3 separate regions of the Homo sapiens genome follow, and regions 1 and 2 are each linked to region 3. A link is a loop called in an ENCODE intact Hi-C map of the cell type or tissue named here. Cell type or tissue: dorsolateral prefrontal cortex. All regions are shown on one strand. Each heading gives the region's core, and the rest is flanking DNA. Links, peaks and the distances in the headings are about the cores only.

Evidence for each region. A loop is a pair of places that touch in the nucleus more often than their neighbours do. Peaks named below come from ENCODE experiments on the same cell type or tissue, not always from the same donor. Only the 100,000 strongest peaks of a DNase experiment are listed, where the experiment ranks them.
Region 1: a loop joins it to region 3, with 3.0 times the contacts of the local background. A loop is called at or near these places in 2 of 110 quality-filtered maps.
Region 2: it touches region 3 in a loop (2.4-fold over the local background); 5 of 110 quality-filtered maps call a loop at or near these places.

What each region holds. Positions count from the first base shown.
Region 1 is chr4:128,596,757-128,604,913 of GRCh38, reverse strand. No RefSeq gene overlaps it. Among named protein-coding and RNA genes, the nearest start is that of LINC03140, 30 kb to the right of the region's middle. In dorsolateral prefrontal cortex, for the core only: a CTCF peak has its summit at 4,359; DNase peaks (open chromatin) are centred at 3,379 and 4,283; H3K4me3 peaks cover 1,316 bases; H3K27ac peaks cover 1,963 bases.
Region 2 is chr4:128,376,525-128,384,681 of GRCh38, reverse strand. No RefSeq gene overlaps it. Among named protein-coding and RNA genes, the nearest start is that of LINC02615, 47 kb to the left of the region's middle. In dorsolateral prefrontal cortex, for the core only: a CTCF peak has its summit at 4,640 (motif pointing left); no DNase peak of the experiment used is centred there.
Region 3 is chr4:128,672,126-128,680,282 of GRCh38, reverse strand. No RefSeq gene overlaps it. Among named protein-coding and RNA genes, the nearest start is that of LINC03140, 110 kb to the right of the region's middle. RefSeq lists enhancers at 4,802-4,891, 4,982-5,241. In dorsolateral prefrontal cortex, for the core only: a CTCF peak has its summit at 4,883; no DNase peak of the experiment used is centred there; H3K27ac peaks cover 1,052 bases.

The DNA.
Region 1 (8,157 bases), core at 2,843-5,342, 75 kb after region 3:
GTATTTTATAGAAATACTATGTTCATATTTTAATAGAAATATAATCTAGACAAAACCAAAAAGCAAACTTCTTTCTAGGTAAACTTCCCTATGAGGACTCTGCTGTTACATTTTCCTCCTCTGTAGTTAAGTTTCCTATATCTTTGAGCTTTAGTTCTAGAGCTTCAGATTTTGTAAGGCATTTTAAAGGAATCATAGGAAACCTACTCTAGGACCAGGTTTACTTAGATTGTCCTGATTCTGAACTTCTGAATCCTATGTGCACCTCCTTCTTAATTATGTAAACCTGTGACCCTCTGGTCTCTTCCTCAAGTTCCTTTCTGCGCCTAGCCCTCTACAAACAAGTCTTTTTTTTCCCTATTTCCCAGAAGAAAAGCACTCTAGTTTTGAAGACTTGTACTTTGCTGATCACCTTCTTTACCTATTCATCCTCCAAGACACATAGTGGTAATTTGATTAGTAGCAACCTGCCCAGATAGCAAAATGCATGTCCACTTTAATTTCTGTACAGTCAGCTTAAATGGTATGCCTCAGGGAGAGCTCTAAGCTACACTTGACTTTAGATTCCCTTGTTAATTCAACAATTAAGACTAATCTGTTACATATTACAACTTATAAAATAGTATTTCCAGCTTTTTTTTTTCAGACAGGGTCTTGTTCTGTTGCCCAGGCTGGAATGCAGTGGTACAATCATAGCTCACCTCTGCCTTGAAGTCCTGGGCTCAAGCAGTCTTCCTGCCTCTGCTTCCTGAGTAGTTGGGACTACAGGTGTGCACTGCCATGTTGCCTGGTCTGGCCTCAAACTCCTGGGCTGAAGCCATCCTCCTGCCTGGTCTCCTAAAGTGTTGGGATTACAAATGTGAGCCACCATGCTCAGGCTATTTCTAAGACTATTATGGCATAATGGGTACTCAATAAATATTTGTTGAAAGAACGAATGAATCAACTTATAGTCTTAGACGGAAAAGACAAAGGATCAGATCTCTTTTTGCTAACCCCAGCACTGGATTGGTGAATGCTGCCTTCTATTTGAAAGTGTGTAAAATTCTTCTTCCAGATATAAACTAAAATCAAAGACTACCTCTGCATGCCATCCCATGAAGCAGTCTGCTGTTGCGATATCAGGTGTGGCTTCCACCACCACTGCCACTATCATCCTACATATTTTTTTTTTTTTTAGACTCTGTCACCCAGAATGGAGTGCAGCGGTGTGATTTTGGCTCACTGCAGCCTCCGCCTCCTGGGTTCAAACAACTATCCTGCCTCAGCTTCCCAAGTAGCTGGGACTATGCCACCATGCCCATGCCACCACACCTGGCTAATTTTTGTATTCTTAGTATTGATGGGGTTTTACCATGTTGGTCAGGCTGGTCTCAAACTCCTGCCTCAAGTGATCTGCCCACCTTGGCCTCCCAAAGTGCTGGGATTACAGGCGTGAGCCATCATGCCCGGCCTTCATCCTACATTTCTCTATTCTTCTTCTGTCTCCTCTTATCAAAATCTGAACTGATCCAGAAATCTTCCAGCCCTTGGTGTGTGTGTGCACATACATACACACACACACACACACATACATATATAGATATGTATGTATTTTCTTGATCTTAGTCCTAATGAAAAACATGTGGAGCATAGCAAGTAATTCCTTCTTATCCTATGAATAGCAATTCAAGGGATGGTTTCCAAGGAATTATTAAAACACACACAAGAATTTACATTATACTCCAGTGGGTAGTAACAAATTGAAAAGTTATCAATGCTTTATAATGTGGGGAAAACTCTGAGTATATAACAATCTTGGGCAGTGAAAAAGAAATAACCCAGATTCCACAGTTTGAACTGCTGACCTTTTTCTGTAGCTGATCAACATTTTTCACCTCACTTAGTTTACTAATTTACTATTTTCTTACGCTAAATTTTGCATCCTTTTGGTATAAAGTGCCAGCATACCCAGAAAATATTTTTGCATTTCACATGCTAGTTAAAATACACCCTCACATAGTTTGTGTCTTTGAAAATAATTTAGTACCCTATGATTAATACACCAGACTCATATAAATATAAATAGACATAAATACACATATATATATGTTTCGTCTTAGTTTCCATCTGAGTTTAACTGAGAAAATCCCCATATAACAAACATATGTACAAGTCCCAGCCAATGATCCATTCTAGACAATGTTAAATAAACCAAATCTGGTTTGGCCAAAGAACTTAGATAGTCCCTTGGAGTTTTCTGCTACATCAGGTGTAACTGAATGTAAAATTTTCTATCTGGAATTTCAGGGGCAATTAAAACTCTTAATAATTCTTTTTCCCTTTGGCTGTACCTTTATTGGTTGGCAATGAATTGGTTGGCTTCTGACCAACATAGGAAAAAAACATACTTTTTTCTCAGAAAACTTGTGATGACAGCTGTCATTTTCCAGCTCTCAGATGCCAATGGGAATTGACCCCAATAGTCATAAGCAATAAATTTCTGTACAGAGAAAATCCTATTAATGGAGGAGCATTTTCCATTAGGAAATTCCTTCTAATAAGAAATAACTAAAAACTACTTACTGTTCTCTTTACAGTGCCCTGTCCCATGACAGGCCCTCATTCCAGGCCCCACCACAGTGATATCTCTATTGTACCACCAGCTCCCCAAAGTGGTGACAGGAGCCCTGGGCCTGAGCTGCAGCAGTGACTCAGCACGCCCCAAATGTCTCCAAGTTTCCAAGGCCACCCCACAGTTGTATAGTAGCTCCAGTCAGGCTCCTGGGGAGGTCTGTCTGACCTCATTACCATGGAGCAAGACAGGATTTTGTAGAACATGCTTTTTTCAGTCTCTTTAAAGAGCACAAGCCAGGACACACAAAGACTAGAAGCTGGTTTCTAGGAAATTTAACCTCTCAAAATATGGGCATCATTGAATGTCCCTGATACAGTCATTCTTCAGCTGCCACTGTCTGAAAACAACATACACAAAAGATGAAAGACAACTTTGAATGACAAGCCCCCGACTCAGGACTAATGATAAGATTATTAAAGTCACACATCAGCCTACCAGAAGCAAAAATTTTCTTCCCTGAAAGAGTTGAGAAGTGTCACTGTCCAGTGAGGCATTTATTTTCAAACTAAATCCAGTTAAGAAGCTGGGCTGCTGGCCATAACTCCTACAGAAACTAACGTATACTTCTGTGCCTCTGACAGCCCGGCCCAGTGATGAGTACACAGTTGTAATTGAATTGCATTTGATGTTGTTTGCACTAACACAGCACCAGACTTCAGGACAAACCACAGCTCTGCAGAGCAGAGTTCTGGCCCACTCTCCCCCCACCTCACCCCCCGTGGCTTGGGTCTGCCCTTGTTGTCCTGACCTGCCGGAGGTTTCATCAGCATTACCTCTGACTCATACTTCGCATTCAAGAGCAAGATGAATTCGCTAGCAATGAGTACCTGGAAGAGGGCCAGACTATTGGTACTAAAGCAGTGCTGGCCCCAACACAGCTCGCTGGGCCAGACGTTGATGGGAAATGGCTGACAGCAGGATAAACAAGCAGCTCCCTTTTTGGTGAGCTTCAGGGGAATCAGGTGGACAGAATCAAGGCTTCAGGTATGCTCTTCAGAGGCTCTGTGGAGTGGTGGGAGGCTGTAAAACAGCACTGGAGATGGTTGTGGTTCTCCCCCAGCAAAAGCACCGGCAGGAAGAAAGGCAGATTGGCAAACAGTGTGGGCCCACAGTGCGAGCCAGGGGAGAAGCCATCAGGTGACACATCAAGCCGTGAGAGGCAGCTGGTCAGGGACCCCTCAGTTCCCCACCGTCCTGCAGAGACATGGGGGGCAGTGTCCGTGCCTCCCTCCCTCACCACCTGAGCTGCTCCACAAGAAATTCTGAGCGCCACTGGGCAAGTAGAGGGAACCAAATGCCTCAAGATGGAGAAGAGTGCAAGGTCTAACTAGCAGTACTGTGGAAGAGCAACACAGACAAGAGGTGTAGAATTAGCTGGGCAGGGTGTATGGGTTCCTTCCGGTGCCTGCATACCTGAGAAGAAGTCATTCGTTGAGCTTAGTTTAGGTTTTAAGGCAGTTTTGGTGTTTGAGGCTTATTTAGCACACATAAGTCCAAGGTAGCATCAGACAGAATTATAAACTTCATGTGACTTTTCAAAACAACCCAGTGAGCCCATTGTTAGCAAATAGCAGTCAGCCGAGATAAGCGGCCATTCTAGGAGCAAAGGCACTTGTGCCAGGAAAACAAGAACAAGCACGAGCAAGAAGCAGGGCAATGCAATCCACAAACACAATTCATGCTTTACAGCTGTGAGACAATGCTTCTTTTGCTTGGACCTCAGGCTCTGCAAACTGCAGCACAGAGGAGGGTAAGTGTGCAGTGGCCCCTAGAGAAGAGTGGTCAGTAATGAAATTGCACCCCACTTTACTTGCCCCTTTGTGTTCCTGGGTCACTGCCAGGCTGTCCCAATCCTGCAACATGTGGAAAGCCAGTGTGTTCAGATGGAATAGTAGGGGATGCAACCTAAAGAGATTACTAGTAAGATTTTCCAGAAAAAGAAAAATAACTATTTTTTAAGCATGAGCAGGGGTGGGGAGGGGTGGGGGGAAGAAAGTTTCTTTGTTTCTCATTGGAAAGCTTTGCAAGCTATTGACTTATTGAGGAAAATCAGGACAATTGGGTACACAGCTTTGACTTCTGGTGATTTCTGACACTTTCCTCGAAAGCCTATCACTCCACACTGAGGGCCCCAGGATTGACTGTTTTACAGAAGCTCTTATGTATTGAGGTCCTGTATGAACTGGACCCATGTAAGATGGGGAGTGGTGACAAACGTTGGCTCAACCTCAATTGTGAGATTATGGTTCAAGGTTATTTTCTTAGAGATAGTGAGTCTTCAGAAAACCTTTGAGTAAAGGCAAATGAAAGGCTTGTGTCTAAAAACAGGCTTCCAAAAGTGGAAATAGGACACAGGAAGTGGAGAGTCGGAAAACAAAACAAAACAGATGAGCTGGAATGAGAAGAGTAGAGAGAGAAGTAGAAAGACAGGGAGAGACTCTGTAAGGAAAGCTGTGAAGGAAAAGGATTGCAGCCTCTTGGCTTTATTTTCAGTTAGTGCCTCATACAATTCACGAGGTGAGGCTCCCACACATTCTGGCCTGTTCTCCCCAATTATGGGGGTGGGGAGGTAAATGAACTACACCCAGACTTCTTGCAGCTGTCACCTCAATATCAGGTATCTGCGAGGTGGGGAGAGAGGTGGGAGGATTGGTAAGGGGCTGTATAATTACTGGGAACTCCAGCCAATGTAACACATGGTTATGTGGGCCTATGTAGTTAGGTTTCACTATCCCTATTGACTGTGCCAGACCCTGAACTAAATACTGGAGTGTCGAGATCAAGAAGGCATGATTCCCGCCCTTAGGAGTGCACCATCAAAGGAGGTGAGGAGTGCATCTCCTCACAGGAGGAGACAGATGAGTAAACTGAACATTTTGATTCAGTACGTTTTGGGATACAGGTAGGAACCAGAGCTGCAGGGCCAGGGGAAGGGGGCACCTCCCCCAAAGGCAAAGGTCCTATCCTCGGTCCCACAGAACAGCTTACAAGACTCCTCCTCAGGTGCAGCTGGTTCGGAGGGTACGGTCGTCTCCAGCTGTCTCCTACATCGTCTCTATTTTCTCACTGGCTCCTTCTAGTCTAGGTCTCTCCAATCCTATACACATCGTTTCCAGCTCTGTTATGCCTTCAGGCTACTGGCTGAGACTTTTTCTTTTACTGCTAAAGCATAGCATACATTTTCCTGCATTTCCTCCCTACCCTCTCATTTTTCACCCACGCCTTGATGTCAAGTTCCTCTCTGTACCACTTTATCATAATCTCCCTCTTGAAGAAGAACCACCAGTGATTTCCTCATCACTAAATCCAATGATCCTCATTGATGTTATTATACAGGGAGCTGACTGGCAACTACCACACTACAAGCTAAAACTCTCCCCTCTTTCACTTTCCCAGGCCTGTCTGCCCTTGTTCTTCCTGCAGTTCTCCTGTGCTTCCTTCATTAGCACCAATTCCCTTTCCCATCTCATAAGTGGGAGCGTCCCCCAGTGAACAGCCGCAGGGAGCGCACCTGCATCCAGAGTTCCAGCCCTTCTCCATGCTGATGACACCCAAGTCTTTATCTCTAGGTCTGATCCTTTACCTTATTTCGAGTCCAGAATTTCTAATCACGTACTGGTCAGGTTCACTTTCATGGTCATCTGTGTCTCTCAGGGTTCCTGGCATAGTGCATTGCATAGATATGGATACAATAATATTAAGCTGAATGATGAGTGAACAAATGAACGGATAAAATATCCCAGTCTCCTGCAGAAAATCCCACCTTGTTACCTCTGCCTTTCTTTCCTGACCATGGTTTCCAGCCTGTTATCTTCCAAGAGACAGACAATTTATTATTATCTTCCTAGAGGAGTCTCATCCCCAAAGCCTGGAAATGGGGCTTTGTATTATCGGTCTAAAGATGGGTATTATTGTCTCTCACCCCTCCATTCTCTTTTCAGTGTCTCATTTTCTTTCTTGGTGAAATAGAACAAAAGTGATCAGCCCTTGTGACAAGTCATATTATTCATGGTAACATTGTTTCGTCTTGTAAGTGACTGACATTAGGACTGACATATGAACTGATTTATACCCCAACTTCAACATGCCCTTTCCCACGATCCTTAACCCCAAAGCAACAGTAACAGCTGGACTAACAGCCCTTGCGATATGCCAGGCACTGTGCTGGGCTAAGTGCTTCACATGTGTTATCTTTCCGAATCTTTTCAAAAAGCTTATAAGGCAGAAACCATTTCCAGAGAAGGAAACCGAGGCTTAGGGAAGTTAAAGTAACTGAATCAAGGTAAGTGGTAGAGCCAGGGTTCAGGGAGACATGAAAACATCCCACTCTTAACCCTTCACCACACAGCCTCTTGTGTCTATCGGATTCAGTTACAGGGGGCTTGAGTTGGTTCACGTCTACAAATAATTGAACGTCTGTTACATAGTGAGCATTGTGGGATACAAAGGTTTAAAAAGATCAAGTCCATGATCTCAAGGAGCTTACAGTCTAGAGGAAGAGCACCAACATGAGACTGACGCCTGTGCAGTGAAATGAGACTTTTGGATGAAAGGGTTACATTTACACAAAGCACGCACAGTTCAGTATTACATGTCCCTGCCCTTGAAGAAGATCCCAGCTGCTAGAGTTTTGACTATGCAGTGTTTCAGATTTAGTTTCCCCTCCTCTTTGATCAGGCTCCTCTGTCTTTCTAAAGCTCATACTATACATATAATTTCCATTCAAATTCAAAATCTTTCCAATTATTGTAGTGAATGCAATGTTATTCAAGGATTTTTTTTTCCTGAAAGAGCACCTATCTGACATGCATTTTTAATTTTATGTGCAATATGCAAATGTCATCACTGTAGTTGTTAACCGCAGTGCAGGATTGCAATTAACTATGGAGCTGTGCATTTTAGTTATATGCTAATGCTAATGAGATTTTCATAAAGCAAGTCCAATTACCAGCCCTATTTTTTAACTGCAAGAGCTAGTGCAAAGCAAAGGTGTTGACTTTCTTTAGAATAAATTACCCTTTGTCCTTGGCTCCTTCATCATATTCAATCATCCTAAAAAGTAACTCCTGCTACTTTGAATATTGTATCCTGCCTTGCTCTCCAGTACAATATTAATGGAGACTGTGGGCAAGATTGTTTAGAAACCAATTTACACTGCACAGGCAGTGGGAAAACTTCCTCCAAATGTAAACTGCTCCAACAGAGGAGCAGAGCTTTGAGTACTCAAAGTAAACAGGACCTAGAGGAGACTGAAGACCCAGACAGTGAGTTAGCAAAAATAAATCACAAGAGAGCGCATATGTGGTATAACCTTGCACTGAGGAAACACAAGCGGTGAATGGGTGTTTAAACTCAGATTTATGATCAGCTGTGTCACTGGTGGAAGACAACCACCTTAGAGGGATATTCATTCATTCATTCACTCATTCAAGAAACAGTTGTGGGGACTTCTGTGTTCCAGACACTAAATTAGACACTGAAGGTTCAAATATGAATAATATAGGGGAGGAGAGACAGACTTTCATATTTTATTTCTATAC
Region 2 (8,157 bases), core at 3,206-5,705, 300 kb after region 3:
AATCATTCCCAACACCAAGTGACAGCAGCTTCTATCCATCTGGCCCAGACCTAGAGCTTCTACATTCCCATTTCAGAATGATCATCTTTCCCATTCATAATTTGTTTAACATGGCGTTATTGCCACAGGAAGTAAATACTGGGTGGCCAAAATGAAAGTCTCCCATAAAACTTCTTAACAAATTGGAGCATTTATCTGCTAAGCCTCAAGAATGCAGTTTATCTCTGATTATGTATGACATCTTTTAAATTCTTCGGCTCAGAAGAACATTCCAGAGATGCTACTATGGTACTATGGTCTGTCACTAATTGCAGAACCAAAAGAACAAATGCTGAGACCATATTTGGCCAGAAGATGTTTTCTAACATTTATGAGGTAGTGTGATCAAACTAAAATCTGGGAAACAAAACTTCAGCAAATGAGTAAACTCCTTATGCTTAAATCCCAGCCCCAGGGTTCCCTCCTTCCCTGACTTTCCTAGGACAAGTCAGTCACTCCATCTTCTGGGTCGCACTGCATTCTCTTCATACCTCAATGATGGCATGGAAGATATTGTGGTCTAATTATCCTTTTTCACAATGTCTGTCTCCCTTACTATCTACATGATAGCTCCTACAAGGAAAGGGCCAGTGCCTTATCATCTTAATGTCCTCAGCACTTAGCAGAACTGGCAAATAATAGGCACTCAATAAATATTCAGTGAAAAAAAGAATGGGATCTAAAATGAGAGGGCAAAACCCATCCATTCAATTCAAAATTTTTGTTGTTGTTGTTGTTTTAGAATTAGGGTCTCACTCTGTCACCCTGGCTGGTATGCAGTGGTACAATCATAGCCCACTGCAGCCTCAAACTCTTGGGCTGAAGAGATCCTCCTACTTGAGTCCCCCAAGTAGCTGGGACTACAGGCCACCCACTACCACATCTGGCTAATTTTTTATTTTGTTATTTATTTATTTATTTATTTATTTTTAGAGATGGGGTCTCACTCTGTTGCCCAGGCTGGAAGACAGTGACACAATCATGGCTTACTTCAGCCTCAACCTTCCGGGCTCAAGCAATTCTCCCACCTTAGCCTCCTAAGTAGCTAAGACTACACGCAGGCACCACTATGCCCAGCTAATTTTTTATGTTTTTGTCAGAGACAAGGTCTTGCTGTGTTGCCCAGGCTGGTCTTGAACACCTTGCCTCAAGCGGTCCTGCCCTGGCCTCAAAAAGTGCTGGGATGATCCCCCACACCTGGCCTCAAAGCAATTATATCAATTAATCCTGTGGTACTGGGTCAATAATTTTGTGGCTCTATCTTCTGATTTGGCCTGTCTCTGGTTCTATTTCTGTTCAAGTGTAATCCCTTTTTTTTTTTTTTTTTTGAGATGGAGTCTCACTCACTCCGTCACCCAAGCTGGAGTGCAGTGGCACCATCTTGGCTTACTGCAACCTCTGCTGCCTGGGTTCAAGCAATTCTCCTGCCTCAGCATACCAAGCAGCTGGGATTACAGGTGTTAGCCACCATGCCCAGCTAATTTTTTTGTATTTTTAGTAGAGACGGGGTTTCACCATGTTGGTCAGGCTGGTCTCAAACTCCTGGCCTCAAGTGATCCGCCCACCTTGGCCTCCCAAAGTGCTGGGATTACAGGCATGAGCCACCAAGCCCAGCCTCAAGTGTGATCCTTACACCAAAGACTTGATCAGGGATCCTAAAGTTGATGTAACACACATAAGTATATAGGTTTGCAATACATTGACATACTATTAGGTTGGTGCAAAGTTAATTGCGGTTTTTGCCGTTAAAAGTAATGGCATTAAAAGTAATGGCAACAATCGCAATTACCTTTGCATCAACCTAATATTTACTGGATTTCTCAAACCAAAAAAACAAGTAGTATATGGATACTTCCATTTTCATCAGGAAATTGTGTCTAATGAATCTGAGACTGTTTCTTTCCTCCTTCCTCTACCCAGAGGGCAGACAAGTCTGCATGGCCATTCCCACACAGTCCACAGGAAGCCAAGAGTAGGATGGATCATTCGCTCCGTCATTATCCCCTAACTTTGCACCAATCCCTTCAGCCCTATTCAGTACAAACGCATCGTGACTCCACTTCCAGGTTACCTTCTCCATAAAGTCCCCTATCCTGGGGCAAGGGAAGCCTGGATAGAGGCAGGACCAGAAGAACAAAGTTCTGTCATCTTTGCCCCAACATGCCTCTTTCCAAATCCCATAGCTCAAGTGTGTACTCCTGACATAAAGCCACATGCCAGAGTTCTCTCCTCTTCTACCACACAGCATTCATCGCCCTTTAGTTCCTAGATGACAGCAAAGATTTATTAGCATGTGAAAATGCCCCAATCCACCCACAAGTAGAATTATCTTTGTCAGCCCATTCGTAAATCTTTTATGATACAGAATCAGAGAATGGGTAAGAAGTCCAGAGAGGTGTGAGAAAACAGGGAGACTAACCAGAGAAGCTAGGTCAGTCTACATAAGAAAGAGCTGGGAGATGCAGGGCACAAGGGGGGATGTCAGTAGACATGTTGGGAAGTAGTGATTCAAAGAGAATTAGAAAGGAGAAGAAACAAGATTTTATGATGTATAGCTGGCAGATAAGAACAAGTTCTCCTTTAATGTGTTTTGAGAGGCTTGTGTAAAGATTAAAATCACTTAAATTACGTTTGGTTTAGGCTGGGCATATTTATAGGAAATTCCATGCAGAGATTGGCCATTTGGGCTCTCAGCTTGTTTTAGAGTTCTACCTGCTATGACCTAATGCAGTAACACCTTTCCAGGTTGGGAAACTTGTCCTTGTGAGAATCACCTTACCGCACCCTTTATAATATAATCCATGAGGGGCAAATTGGGATCCACAGAGGATAATTAGGCTCATTTACAAGGAAGATTAAAACTAACCATTGTGGTATATAATTCACTGTTGGCCAGGCACTGTGAAAACTGCTTTAAATGTATTTGCTCATTTATTTGGTAACAAATTTATTTTTATTTTATCCTATCTCATTTCAGAAAGATAAAAGCAGCTTAGAGGAATACTTAACTACACAAAATACAATAAATAAAAAGTGAGAGCAATTTTTTTAAAAATTGCAACGGTGTAAACTGATCCATGTATGAGGCCAAAAATGTATAACATAATGACATGCACACTTGATACTGATGAACCGCACACTTGGCTCTAGGCTTTCTAGCAGCTAGTTCAAACAAAGAAAACCAGTCAGTTATGCAAATTACCAAATCCATAAGATTAAAGCACAGCAAGAGATGTGAAGCTATTCCTGGTATAAAGGCCAAATAAGCATTTCTCCAGTGGAGAGGAACCATACATGATGGACAAAACAACTCCCTCCACAACATCCATAAATAGAGTTTCAAATACACATTTCAAAAGCTATTTCTTATATTGACGTTGAATATAAGCTGACAATTTTACAACTAACTAAAAGCAAGTCTACATATAACCCTGTGAAGTGGATATTGTTCTCTAATCTGGTAGGAAAAAAATAAGACTCAAAGAGGTTAACTGATGTGTCCACAGACACACTCAATGAAGTGCACACTCACTCAGGTTTGTGCAGCACCACCTGACTCTGAGTCCCAAGCTCTTCATATGACCAACACTACTCCAGCAAGGCCAAACCACAGAACAAAAGGAGTCCTCTTTATCAAAAGTTATTCTCCACCAAAGTCATCATGATGCACATGCATCTTCTTCTCAAAAGACTGGAAAATAGGTTTCTTAGGAGGCAATATTATAAGTCTCTGGTGTATGAGGCAGGCCCTCCTCAACTTCAGAGTGGCTTCTAGCATCTATGTTCATTTAAGTATTTAAGTGTCACTGAAGCAGGTGGCACCCTGAGTACCAGCCTGCAGAAGAGGTCAACCCTGTGGGGTGGGGGGTAACCAAGACCTGGTTATGTTGGAGGTATCTTCCCTGGTGCCCTCTCAGGACCAGCAGGTGAAGGCATCTCTGGGAATGTTTCCCTCCCCTTGTAGCACTGGGTGACAGGAAGAGATGCTCATGAGAAGAGGAACAGGAAGGGGAGGGGGGGAAGGCTGGCTGGGTCACATTGAAGGGCTCTCAGTGGCAGGTCCAGGAAGCAGGGATGTGTTTCTTACCCTTGAGCAGCCATGAGCAGGGCAGGAACAGCTGGGCAGCAGTCCTCAAGTCAGAACAAGAGGGCTTCTTCCCTGAATCACATTCCCAGCCCCGCCCCAGACCTACTGGGTAAGAATCTCAGGGCGGGTTGACCCCGGATGATTCTCATGGTCAGAACACTTGAAAACTGGAGTTAGGACTTGCAGTCAAATTGGTTCTTTAAACTCACAGATATTTACGAAGGGCCCCTCATGTGCCAAACTTGAAGTGAATCCCAGGGAAGAGGGAGGAGCACCAAGACAAGACCTTGTCTTCAGACTACAGTCATTGGAGACAGACATTTGAAAAAAACACAGAAATATAGACACAGTAGATTGTGCCTTTCTCTCACCTAGAATCAAGTCTTTCAGCTTGCAGTGCAATGTACTGAACTTTCCAGGGCCTGGGAAGCTCAGTTTTAAAAAGTATGAGGAGCTGCATTTCAAAAAGGCATAACCTGAAAAGAGGAAAGCACCCTCTGGTGGCCCTCTGGGTGGCAGCACCTGCAGGAACCCCCAGTCCTAAGTAAGAGGGCAGATGTGGCTTCAGGCAGGCGGCCCCAAGGCAGGAGATCCCAGAGTAGCCAGAACGTCCACAGGCTCTGTTGTGTTTCCGTCCTAAATCTCTCCTCAGTGTCAAACCAGTCACTCTGTGAGAAGACATTTCCCCCTGTGTCCATTGCTAAGTGGGTTTACTTCTGAACACCTGGCCTCTGCTGTGGAGTCAAGTGACATAATCTGTAGTTAAGGCATGGCCTGAGTCCATCTCTACTCTCCCCCGACTCTAACATGCAACAGCGCCTGGAACACAGAGGTACTCAATATAAATGTGATGAATAAATAAATGAACTGCACTATCCCATCTAGCCTGACATTGTCTGCTTTGTAGGACCTAGGGAAGGCTGGACAAATATCACAGTGGTTAAGTCCCTGAATTCTCTGAAAATAAATGACTTCTTAAAATATTTAAATATAATCTATGTCCTTCCTAAGAGTCTCTATGAAAAGAATAATATTCACAAGGGGTATACTTTGTGCTTGGAGCTAAGCCTGGTATGGCTTAATTTGCAGTAGAGTAACATGTAAATTTATGATAATAAATTATATTATTTAAATGAAATTATAAAAATAAGAGTGGCTCACTCATATTCAACTTTCATGAATGCTGACACCTCTTGAAGAACATGGAGGCCTGATTTGTATTCAGGCCTGAATACCAGTGTGAACCACAAGAGCTCAGAGACTGCTGGTTTGAAGTATGTCCATGGGAAGCCCAGTCAAATACCTGCATGGTATACTTAGCATTTTCAGCACATCTCCATTCAAGAAGCCATGAGGAAATCCGCTCAGTGCAGGAATCTGGGTTATGACATGGCACCCACAAAGTCACTCAACACTAGCTCTCAGAGACCACCAGGAAGAAAGGTCATAACAAGAAGGAACAGAAAAGGCGTACATTTGATGATACGGTGGAAGAATTAGAAGGGCAGAGAGAGAGAGAAAAGCACAGAATGGAAAAAAAAAAACCCTCAAAGAACTATTTGAAATGGTGTTTAATCCGCAGAATCCAAAAGTAAACAAACCAGTCAGTAGCCTCTGAAGGAGGGAATTGATTTTGAGACATGTTGATTATGCCTCTAACTCTTAAGCTTGTGAAATACTCTACTGAATTAAGAAACACCAGAGGCTGAAAAGTACTTCTGGCCAAAGATGTAATCCATCTGAGTTGAAAGGCCACGGCAAACCAGCGGAGAGATGGTTGGCTAAGTAGTTCACCACTGCACAGCCATGGCCTCTCACTGGATTCTACTTCTAGTGCTAGGAGTCTCCTCTGTCCACCATGTCTGGCTGAGCTCAGGGCATGGGATTTAACATGTGCACCTGTGGGATGTTTGCAAGGGGGCTAATGCTGACCAGAGAAACAGCTTCATTCACCTCCAGATGAGTGACATCAAATCTTCATTATTCAGAATTTTGGAACCCTGTCTTTGAGGTTTGCTGCCTATAAAAAGCCCACATTACTCCCAACTACCATCCTCAGGAAATACATGGGAGAAGTGGTTAAAAATATTAGCTTTGGTAGAAAAGCTGAATTTTAATGTTCACAGCACGAAGAAATAACAAATATTCAAGGTGATGATATGCTAACTGATATGGTTTAGCTCTGTGTCCCTACCCAAATCTCATCTCCAATTGTAATCCCCACATGTTGAGAAAGGGAGGTGATTGGATCATGGGAGCAGTTTCCCCCATGCTGTTCTCATTATAAGTGTTTGGGAGTTCCTTCTTCCCTCTTCTCTCTCCTGCCACCTTTGTGAAGAAGGTGCTTGTTTCTCCTTCAACTTCCGTCATAATTGTAAGTTTCCTAAGGCCTCCCCAGTCACATGGAACTGTGTGTCAATTAAACCTATTTCCTTTATAAATTACCCAGTCTCAGGTATTTCTTTATAGCAGTGTGAAAACGGACTAATACAGGAAATTGGTACCAGTAGAGTGGGGCACTGTTATAAAGATAACCTGAAAATGTGGAAGCAACTTTGGAACTAGGTAATGGGCAGAGGTTGAAACAGTTTGGAAGGCTCAAAAGAGGACAGGAGGATGTGGGAAAGTTTGGAACTTCCTAGAGACTTGTTGAATGGTTTTGACCAAAATGCTGATAGTGATATGGATAATGAAGTCCAGGCTGAGGTGGTCTCAGATGTAGATGAGGAACTTCTTGGTAACTGGAATAACAGTGACTCTTGCTATGCTCTAGCAAAAAGACTGGCAGCATTTTGCCCCTGCCCTAGAGATCTGTGGAACTTTGAACTTGAGAGACATTATCTGAAATTGGAATTTATGTTTTAAAGGGAGGAAGAGCATAAAAGTTTGGAAAATTTGCAGCCTGACCATGTGGTAGAAAAGAAAAACCCATTTTCCAAAAAGAAATTCAAGGTGGCTGCAGAAATTAGCGTAAGTAACGAGAAGACGAATGGTCATCACCAAAACAATGGGGAAAATGTCTCCAGGGAATGTCAGAGAAATTCGTTGCAGCCCCTCTCATCACAGGCCCAGAGGCTTAGGAAGGAAATGGTTTTATGGGCCAGGCCCAGGGCCCCCGCTGTTGTGTGCAGCCTTAGGACATGGTGCCCTGTGTCCCAGATGCGCCAGCTCCAGCCACTGCTAAAAGAGGTCAAGGTATCAGCTTGAGCAGTTGCTTCAGAGGGTGCAAACCCCAAGCCTTGGTGGCTTCTCCATGGTATTGGGCCTATGGGTGTGCAGAAGACAAGAGTCAAGCTTTGGGAGCCTCCGCCTGGATTTCAGAGGATGTACGGAAATGCCTGAATGTCCAAGCAGAAGTCTGCTGCAGGGGGTGGAGCCCTTGTGGATAACTTCAGCTAGGGCCATGCAGAGGGGAAATGTGGGGTTGGAGCCCCTACACAGAATCCCCACTGGGTCACTGCCTAGTACAGCTGCAAGAAGAGGGCCACCGTCCCTCAGACTCCAGAATGGTTGATCCACCGATAGCTTGCACCATGCACCTGGAAAAGCCACAGACACTTAATGCCAGTCCATGAAGGAGCTGCTCAAGGCTATGGGAGCCCACCCTTGCATCAGCATGCCCAAGATGTGAGACATGGGGTCAAAGGAGATCATTTTGGAGCTTTAAGATTTAATGACTCCCATGCTGGATTTTGGACTTGCATAGGGCCTGTAGCCCCTTTGTTTTAGCCAATTTCTCCCATTTGGAATGGGAGCGTTTACCCAATGCCTGTATCCCCACTGTATCTAGGAAGTAACTAACTTATTTTTGATTTTACAGACTCATAGGTGGAAGCGACTTGCCTTGTCTCAGTTGAAACTTTGGACTGTGGACTTTGAGTTAATGCTGAAATGAGTTAAGACTTTGGGTGACTGTCAGGAAGGCATGGTTGGTTTTGAAATGTGAAAAGACATGAGATTTGGGAGGGGACAGGGCAGAATGATATGGTTTGGCTCTGTGTCCCCACCCAAATCTTATCGCAAATTGTAAT
Region 3 (8,157 bases), core at 3,684-6,183:
GAATGAAGATAGATTTAGAAATCTGTTTTAAATACCTGTTAAGCATGAGTGTGTAAAGAAGATCAGTTTTCATAAAACCATTTACACATTAGATGACTTTAGCAATAAACCCCACCACAGGGACCCAGAGTTGGACAGTAGTAGAATGGTGGTGGCAGTGGAGGCTAAAAGGGATTCTACAAGACCTTAGAGAAAACAATACTTTATTTATTCATTTATTTATTTATTTTATCTTTTCGAGACAGAGTTTCGCTCCAGGCTGGAGTGCAAAGGTGCAATCTCGGCTCACTGCAGCCTTCACCTCCCAGGTTCAAGCAATTCTCCTACCTCAGCCTCCCAAGTAGCTGGGATTACAGTCACCCAGCACCACACCCAGCTAATTTTTGTATTTTTAGTAGAGACAGGGTTTCACCATGTTGGGTAGGCTGGTCTCGAACTCCTGACCTCAAGTGATCCACACGCCTCGGCTTCCCAAAGTGCTGGGATTACAGGCGTGAGCCACCACACCCAGCCTGAGAAAACAACACTTTAAAGACATCTAGGCCTGGTATGGTGGCTCACCCCTGTAATCCCAGCACTTTGGGAGGCTGAGGCGGGTGGATCACAAGGTCAGGAATTCAAGACCAGCTTGACCAACATGGTGAAACCTCGTCTCTACTAAAAATACAAAAATTAGCTGGGCATAGTGGAAAGTGCCTGTAGTCCCAGCTACTTGGGAGTCTGAGGCAGAAGAATCACTTGAATCCGGGAGGCAGAGGTTGCAGTGAGCCGAGATGACACCACTACACTCCAGCCTGAGAGACACAGCGATACTCCGTCTCAAAAAAAATAAATAAAAGAAATTAAATAAATAAAGACATCTAGCTAAACCAAATGAGAATTTGAGAGGGGGTGGGTTTTCTGCACAGTGGTGAAGAATGGGCCAGTGAAATATTGTTTTGTCAATGTTATCATGACTTTATTTTTATCACAGATTGGTATGTCCTAGAGAAATGTTGATAACAGTTATTTTCTTTCTCTTGCCACAAAGGAAGGCCCAGAGAGAAGGTCCTCCTAGAAAGCAGAAGGCTTTCCCCCACCTTCCACCATGCCCACTGTCACGAGGATTTGCTGGGGCAAGTGTTTACTCATCTGGTAGGGGAATCCACTCCTTTCTGCACAGGTGCAGAGCTTGCCAAATGCCGCGGGGCTTCCCTCTTTGCTAAAAGGCCAGAATTCCCTAAATCTCACTCCAGGCTCCAACATTATATCTATCACTTTTCTTTTTTTTTTTTTCCAATATAGGGGAAAAGGGACCTTTCCTTTCACCCTCTGACATTTGATAATTTGAGTCTATGCAATAAATTTGACAGTAGACAGATTAACAGGAAAAAAGGCATACAAATTAATACATGCATATACAAGGGGGTCCCACAGAGTAAAACACTCAAAGAAGGGCCAGATGGTTGAAACTTTTTTTCTTCTTGAGATGGAGTCTTGCTCTGTCACCCAGGCTGGGGTGCAGTGGCATGATCTCAGCTCACTGCAACCTTCATCTCCCAGGTTCAAGCAATACTCCTGCCTCAGCCTCCTGAGTAGCTGGGATTACAGGTGCAGGCTACCACACACAGCTAATTTTTGTATTTTTAGTAGAGATGGGGTTTCACTATGTTGGCCAGGCTGGTCTTGAACACCTGACCTCAGGCGATCCACCCTCCTCGGCCTCCCAAAGTGCTGGAATTACAGACGTGAGCCACTGCACCCAGCCTGGTTGAAACTTAAATCTGCATTTGAACTACAGAAAGAAATAGGGGCTGGGGCTTTTGGAAGGGAGGTGGTGACTCAAGCAATGGAAGGGTAAGGGGTGACTCAAGCAATGGAAGGGTAAGGGGAAGAACCACACTGTGAAAAACGGTTGTTTTGTGATGCAGATAAAGTCTCTAGGATAGCAACCTTCAGAAGAATAGGTAAAAAGTCCATCTCGGTTTGGAGACTTTTAGTTTCTTTTCCTGCTGGTTAATCTCTGGTTAATGTGGATTTCAGGGAGAGGGATCCACACAATTATGTTCCTTCTGGAAGAACTTCCCTCCCTGCATTTCAGGAGATACAGAGATGGAGAGACAGGGAGATGAGGGAAGATCAAAGAGACCTTGGTTCTGAAGCTGATTTTTTCTTTTTTTTTTTTTGAGACGGAGTCTTGCTCTGTCGCCCAGGCTGGAGTGCAGTAGTGCGGTCTCGGCTCACTGAAACCTCCACCTCCTGGGTTCACGCCATTCTCCTGCCTCAGCCTCCTGAGTAGCTGAACTACAGGCACCTGCCACCACGCCTGGCTAATTTTTTTTTGTATTTTTAGTAGAGACGGGGTTTCACCATGTTAGCCAGGATGGTCTTGATCTCCTGACCTTGTGATCCGCCCGCCTGGGCCTCCCAAAGTGCTGGGATTACAGGCGTGAGCCACCGCGCCTGGCGTGAAGCTGATTCTTTGGTTCAAAGTACTCAGCATATCAAAGCACCATACTTTGGGGTATCATTTTCTGAGCCCCAACACTGATGTCTTTGCAAACATTTTCAAAATCTATCATTCTTGAGAGTACAACCCATGTAAAGTCCATCCACCTTGTGGCTCCATCTTAGCAAAAAAACACTAGTCCAGTCTCCAAAAGTTGCTGAACATTAGTTAACACCTTTCTGTAGAATTTTTTTTTTTTTTTTTTGAGACGGAGTTTTGCTCTTGTTGCCCAGGCTGGAGTGCAATGGCATGATCTTAGCTCACCACAACCTCCACCTCCCGGGTTCAAGTGATTCTCCTGCCTCAGCCTCCAGAGTAGCTGGGATTACAGGCATGTGTCACCATGGGCAGCTAATTTTGTATTTTTAGTAGAGATGGGGTTTCTCCATGTTGGTCAGGCTGGTCTCGAACTCCCGACCTCAGGTGATCCGCCTGCCTCAGCCTTCCAAAGTGTTGGGATTACAGGTGTGAGCCACAGCACCTGACCCTTTTTGTAGATTTTTAAGGAAAATGACTCAGGAGTTGGGGTAATATTAATAACACTCAGTAAATGTTTTAAAATTTTCTTTCCATAACTCTCCATTTCCTATATATGTTCCAGCTGCTCCCTAAATCTTTCATTTCCTCTTTCTCCAAACTCCCCCAATTTTTCCTCAAATCCAGGGCATACTAACTTTGGTAACATCCTCCTGTCTTTTGTCATATTCCAGAGCCATTCACTTCTGTGTGGCTGTAACCTCTGGCTTTCCCAATCAAGCAGCTATGGTGCTCTCCTTGCCCAAATCCATGAATCTGCACTCAAGTCTGGGAAGTAACTTTGGCCACAAAAGGAATTCCATCTTATAGATAGAAGAGGAGAGGTGATGTGAGCTCCTATATATTAACATCTCTATCTGTTCAAGAGCTTCTCCAACTACTTTTTTCTGTTAAGTAAACCTGTCTGTGAGTAAAATAAACAAGGAGTTGATTCAAATTCTGCTGTGTGAGGAGAGAATCTTCCAGTTTTTGAGGACAAGAGAAACTAAATTTTATGGTGATTTACCCGTAGCAATTGAAGATCACCAAGAGAGAAGACTTTTATTTTTCTGTTTTTGGTGTGTTTTAACTTGTTTTCATTTATACTGTTTTGAAGATGGATTGGGAGGAGGAGAGTGAAGAATGAAAAGCTCTATGTTAGAGGAATCTATATGTGCAGTTTCCTTATTAACTGTATGTGTCATCCTCAGAGATGCTGCATGACCTGGTGAAAGAACACGGGCTTTGGAGATAGATACTCATATATTTGTACTTATGCTTGAATCCCATCTCGGTTACTTTCTACCTGAGTATAATTTATAGCATGACAGTTATTATCAGGAGCACAAAGGAAGCACTGTTTTCTGTAAATGAAGATAAGAACTGTTTTGCAATATTATTGTGAGAACTAATGAAATAATTTTGTAAAATGCTTAAGATAGTACCTGTCATATATTTAATATTTATTTATTATATTAAATTTATTATTAAATAATAATAATATTTAATCATGGCAGTCTGCAATCATGACAAATTCTGATAATAATAGCATTTAGGATGGGCATGGTGGTTTATGCCTGTAATCCCAACACCTTGGGAGGCCAAGGAGGGAGGACTGCTTGAGGCTAGGAGTTCAAGACCAGCCTGGGCAACATAGCAGGGCCCTGTTCCTACAAACAAACAAACAAACGAATAATCAAAAAACGTAGCCGGATGTGCTGGCGTGTGCCTGTAGTCCTAGGCTGAGGCAGGAGGATCATTTGAGTCCAGGAGTTCGAGGCTGCAGTGAGCTACGATCACACCACTGTACTCCAGCCTGGGTGACAGAGTGAGACTCTGTCTCTAAAAGAGAAAGAAAAAGAGAAAGACTAATAGTTTTTGTTTGTTTGTTTGTTTGTTTGTTTTAACTGGAGTTGGAGGGCTTCTGCCAAAATTTTCTGTTTCTAACTTTTTTTGGTTTTTTGTTTGTTTTTATAAAATATATTTTATTTTTAAAATAGACAAAGTCTTGTTCTGTTGCCCATGCTGGCTTGAAATTCCTGGGTGGGCGTGATCCCCCTAACTTGGCCTCCCAGAGTACTGGGATTACAGGTGTGAGCAACTGCACGTGGCCTGTTTCTGACATTTTTAAAGTTAGTCTTAATACTGTTTTATGCTGGTTTTACTTTAAATATATATATATAGAATAAAAGCAATTACTTAACAAATGTCAGTGACATGCAAATATATAATTAATAAAACTTCTTATATCTCAGTGGTTGATGTCAATAACCAAATAACCAAGAATTTGAATAATCTCTTCTAGGTAACTGGAAGTGACCTTCACTTACCTGTAATTTACACATTCTCACCAGCTCCTCTCCTACTCCCTTCATCATGACCACCAAGGAGAGCTAGAGGACCTTAGAGAGGAGGCTCAGAATAGTACTGCTTTGATTTTGGCAACATGCATATTGTTTCTTCAGCTAACTCAGCATGCTTGAGATCATTTTAACAGCATAGTGTTCTCATGTGGTTTCAGTAGAAAAAGTCCCTATGTAAAAATAGCACCTTCTTCCTCAGCATGTCTGCTCCCTTTAATGAAAATAAGGCTTTAGCTTAGACTGAGCCAATGCAGCTATCAAGGCGTGAGCTAAAATCTCATCTGCTTCAAATGCTGTTAGCCAAATTCACTAACAATGGTGCTTACAGTCATTGCCAATAAGAAAGACAATGTAGTCAGAGTCATGAACAATACAGGATAATTCATACCCAATACACAATATTTAAACAGCAGTTTTCTAGAATGAATCCCCAGACAACATGGTCAATGAGAAAAGTCACAATTGCTTTACAAGAATATTTATGGTGGCCGGGCACGGTGGCTCACGCTTGTAATCCCAGCACTTTGGGAGGCTGAGGCGGGTGGATCACCTGAGGTCAGGAGTTGGTGACCAGCCTCGCCAACATGGTGAAACCCGGTCTCTACTAAAAATACAAAAAATTAGCCAGGCGTGGTGACAGACACCTGTAATCCCAGCTACTCGGGAGGCTGAGGCTGGAGAATCACTTGAACCTAGGAGGCGGAGCTTGCAGTGAGCCGAGATTGCGCTACTGCACTCCAGCGTGGGCAACAAGAGCAAAACTCCGTCTCAAAAAAAAAGAAAAGAAAAGAAAAGAAATATTTATAGTAATACAAACAAACCAAAAAGGAGGAAAAAAAAAAGAATCAGGAGCATTCACAAATTCTTATCCAACCCATTTAAGACAAAAAGAGTTTAACTAATATAATTTAAGCCATATGGAAACCTAGTAGTAGGTTGCTTCTTCTTAGAGTGGTGTTTCATTCATTCTTACTAGCCTGCATTCTATCACACCATGTTCCATTTTGGGATTGGGAAACTTCTATGTCCATTATTGATATGAAAATAAAACAGAGATAGGCCAGGCGCGGTGGCTCACGCCTGTAACCCCAGCACTTTGGGAGGCCCAGGCAGGCATATCACAAGGTCAGGAGATCGAGACCATCCTGGCTAACATGGTGAAACCCCGTCTCTACTAAAAATAAACAAAAAATTAGCTGGGCACGATAGCGGGCACCTGTAGTCCCAGCTACTCGGGAGGCTGAGGCAGGAGACTGGCATGAACCCAGGAGGCGGAGGTTGCAGTGAGACAAGATCGCGCCACTGCACTCCAGCCTGGGTGACAGAGCGAGACTCTGTCTCGAAAAAAAAAAGAAAACAGAAAAAAGGAATAGTTTTATTTTATATATATATACATACTACACATATATATATATATATATATATTTTTTTTTTTTTTTTTTGAGACGGAGTCTCGCTCTGTCACTCAGTCTGGAGTGCAACCACACGATCTTGGCTCACTGCAACCTCTGCCTCCCCGGTGCAAGCAATAATCCTGCCTCAGCCTCCTGAGTAGCTGGTATTGTGTCCGGAATTGGTGGGTTTTAGGTCTCACTGACTTCACGAATGAAGCCGCGGACCCTCACGGTGAGTGTTAACAGTTCTTAAAGGCCGCGTGTCCGGCGTTTGTTCCTTCTGATGTTCGGATGTGTTCGGAGTTTCTTCCTCCTGGTGGGTTTGTGGTCTCGCTAGCTTCAAGACTGAAGCTGCAGACCTTCGCAGTGAGCGTTACAGCTCTTAAGGGAGCGCGTCTAGAGTTGCTCGTTCCTCTTGGTGGGTTCGTGGTCTAGATGGCTTCAGGAGTGAAGCTGCAGACCTTCGCAGTGAGTGTTACAGCTCATAAAGGCAGTGTGGACCCAAACAGTGAGCAGCAACAAAATTTGTTATAAAGGGCGAAAGAACAAAGCTTCCACACTGTGGGAGGGAACCCGAGCTGGTTGCCACTGCTGGCTCACGCAGCCTGCTTTTATTCTCTTATCTGGCCCCACCCACATTCTGCTGATTGGTCCATTTTACAGAGAGCCGATTGGTCTGTTTTACAGAGAGCTGATTGGTCCATTTTGACAGGGTGCTGATTGATGTGTTTATAATCCCTGAGCTAGACACAAAAGTTCTCCAGGTCCCCACTAAATTAGCTAGATACAGACTGTCGATTGGTACATTCACAAACCCTGAGCTAGACACAGGGTGCTGATTGGTGTGTTTACAAACGTTGAGCTAGATACAGAGTGCCGATTGGTGTATTTACAATACCTTAGCTAGACATAAAGGTTCTCCAAGTCCCCACCAAACTCAGGAGTCCAGCTGGCTTCACCCAGTGGATCCCGCACAGAGGCCAGAAGTGGAGCTGCCTGCCAGTCCCGCGCCATGCGCCGGCACTCCTCAGCCCTCGGGTGGTTGATGGGACTGGGCGCCATGGAGCAGGGGGCAGCGCTCGTCAGCGAGGCTGGGGCTGCACAGGAGCCCACTGTGGCGGGGGAGGCTCAGGCATGGCAGGCTGCAGGTCCCGAGCCCTGCCCCGCGGGAAGGCAGCTAAGGCCTGGCAAGAGGTTGAGCACAGCAGCTGCTGGCCCAGGTGCTAAGCCCCTCACTGCCCGGGGGCAGCGGGGCGGGCTGGCAGCTCTGAATGTGGGGCCCGCCAAGCCCATGCCCACCCGGAACTCACGCTGGCCCACAAGCACTGCGCGCAGCCCCAGTTCCCGCCTGCGCCTCTCCCTCCACACCTCCCTGCAAGCTGAGGGAGCCGGCTCCGGCCTCGGCCAGCCCAGAAAGGGGCTCCCACAGTGCAGCCGTGGGCTGAAGGGCTCCTCAAGTGCCGCCAAAGTGGGAGCCCAGGCAGAGGAGGCGCGGAGAGTGAGTGAGGGCTGCGAGGGCTGCCAGCATGCTGTCACCTCTCAGTGTTATAGGTGCGCACCACCACACCTGACTAATTTTTGTATTTTTAGTAGAGATGGGGTTTCACCATGTTAGTCAGGCTGGTCTCCAACTCCTGACCGTGTGATCTGCCCACCTTGGCCTCCCAAAGTGCTGGGATTACAGGCTTGAGCCACTGCACCTGGTCACTTTTATATTTTTAAAGAAAGACACAGCTACACTTTAATAAATTATCCTGGAAATCATAGTTTTAGAACATATTCTCAGGTCATCAGTGTTCTTTCTTATTAACTTCAGAATCTGATCCACATCAAGGTTAATGACTTGATTAATAATGCTTATCAGAGTTCCCTCAGAAGAGTGGCACCATGGTGGGAG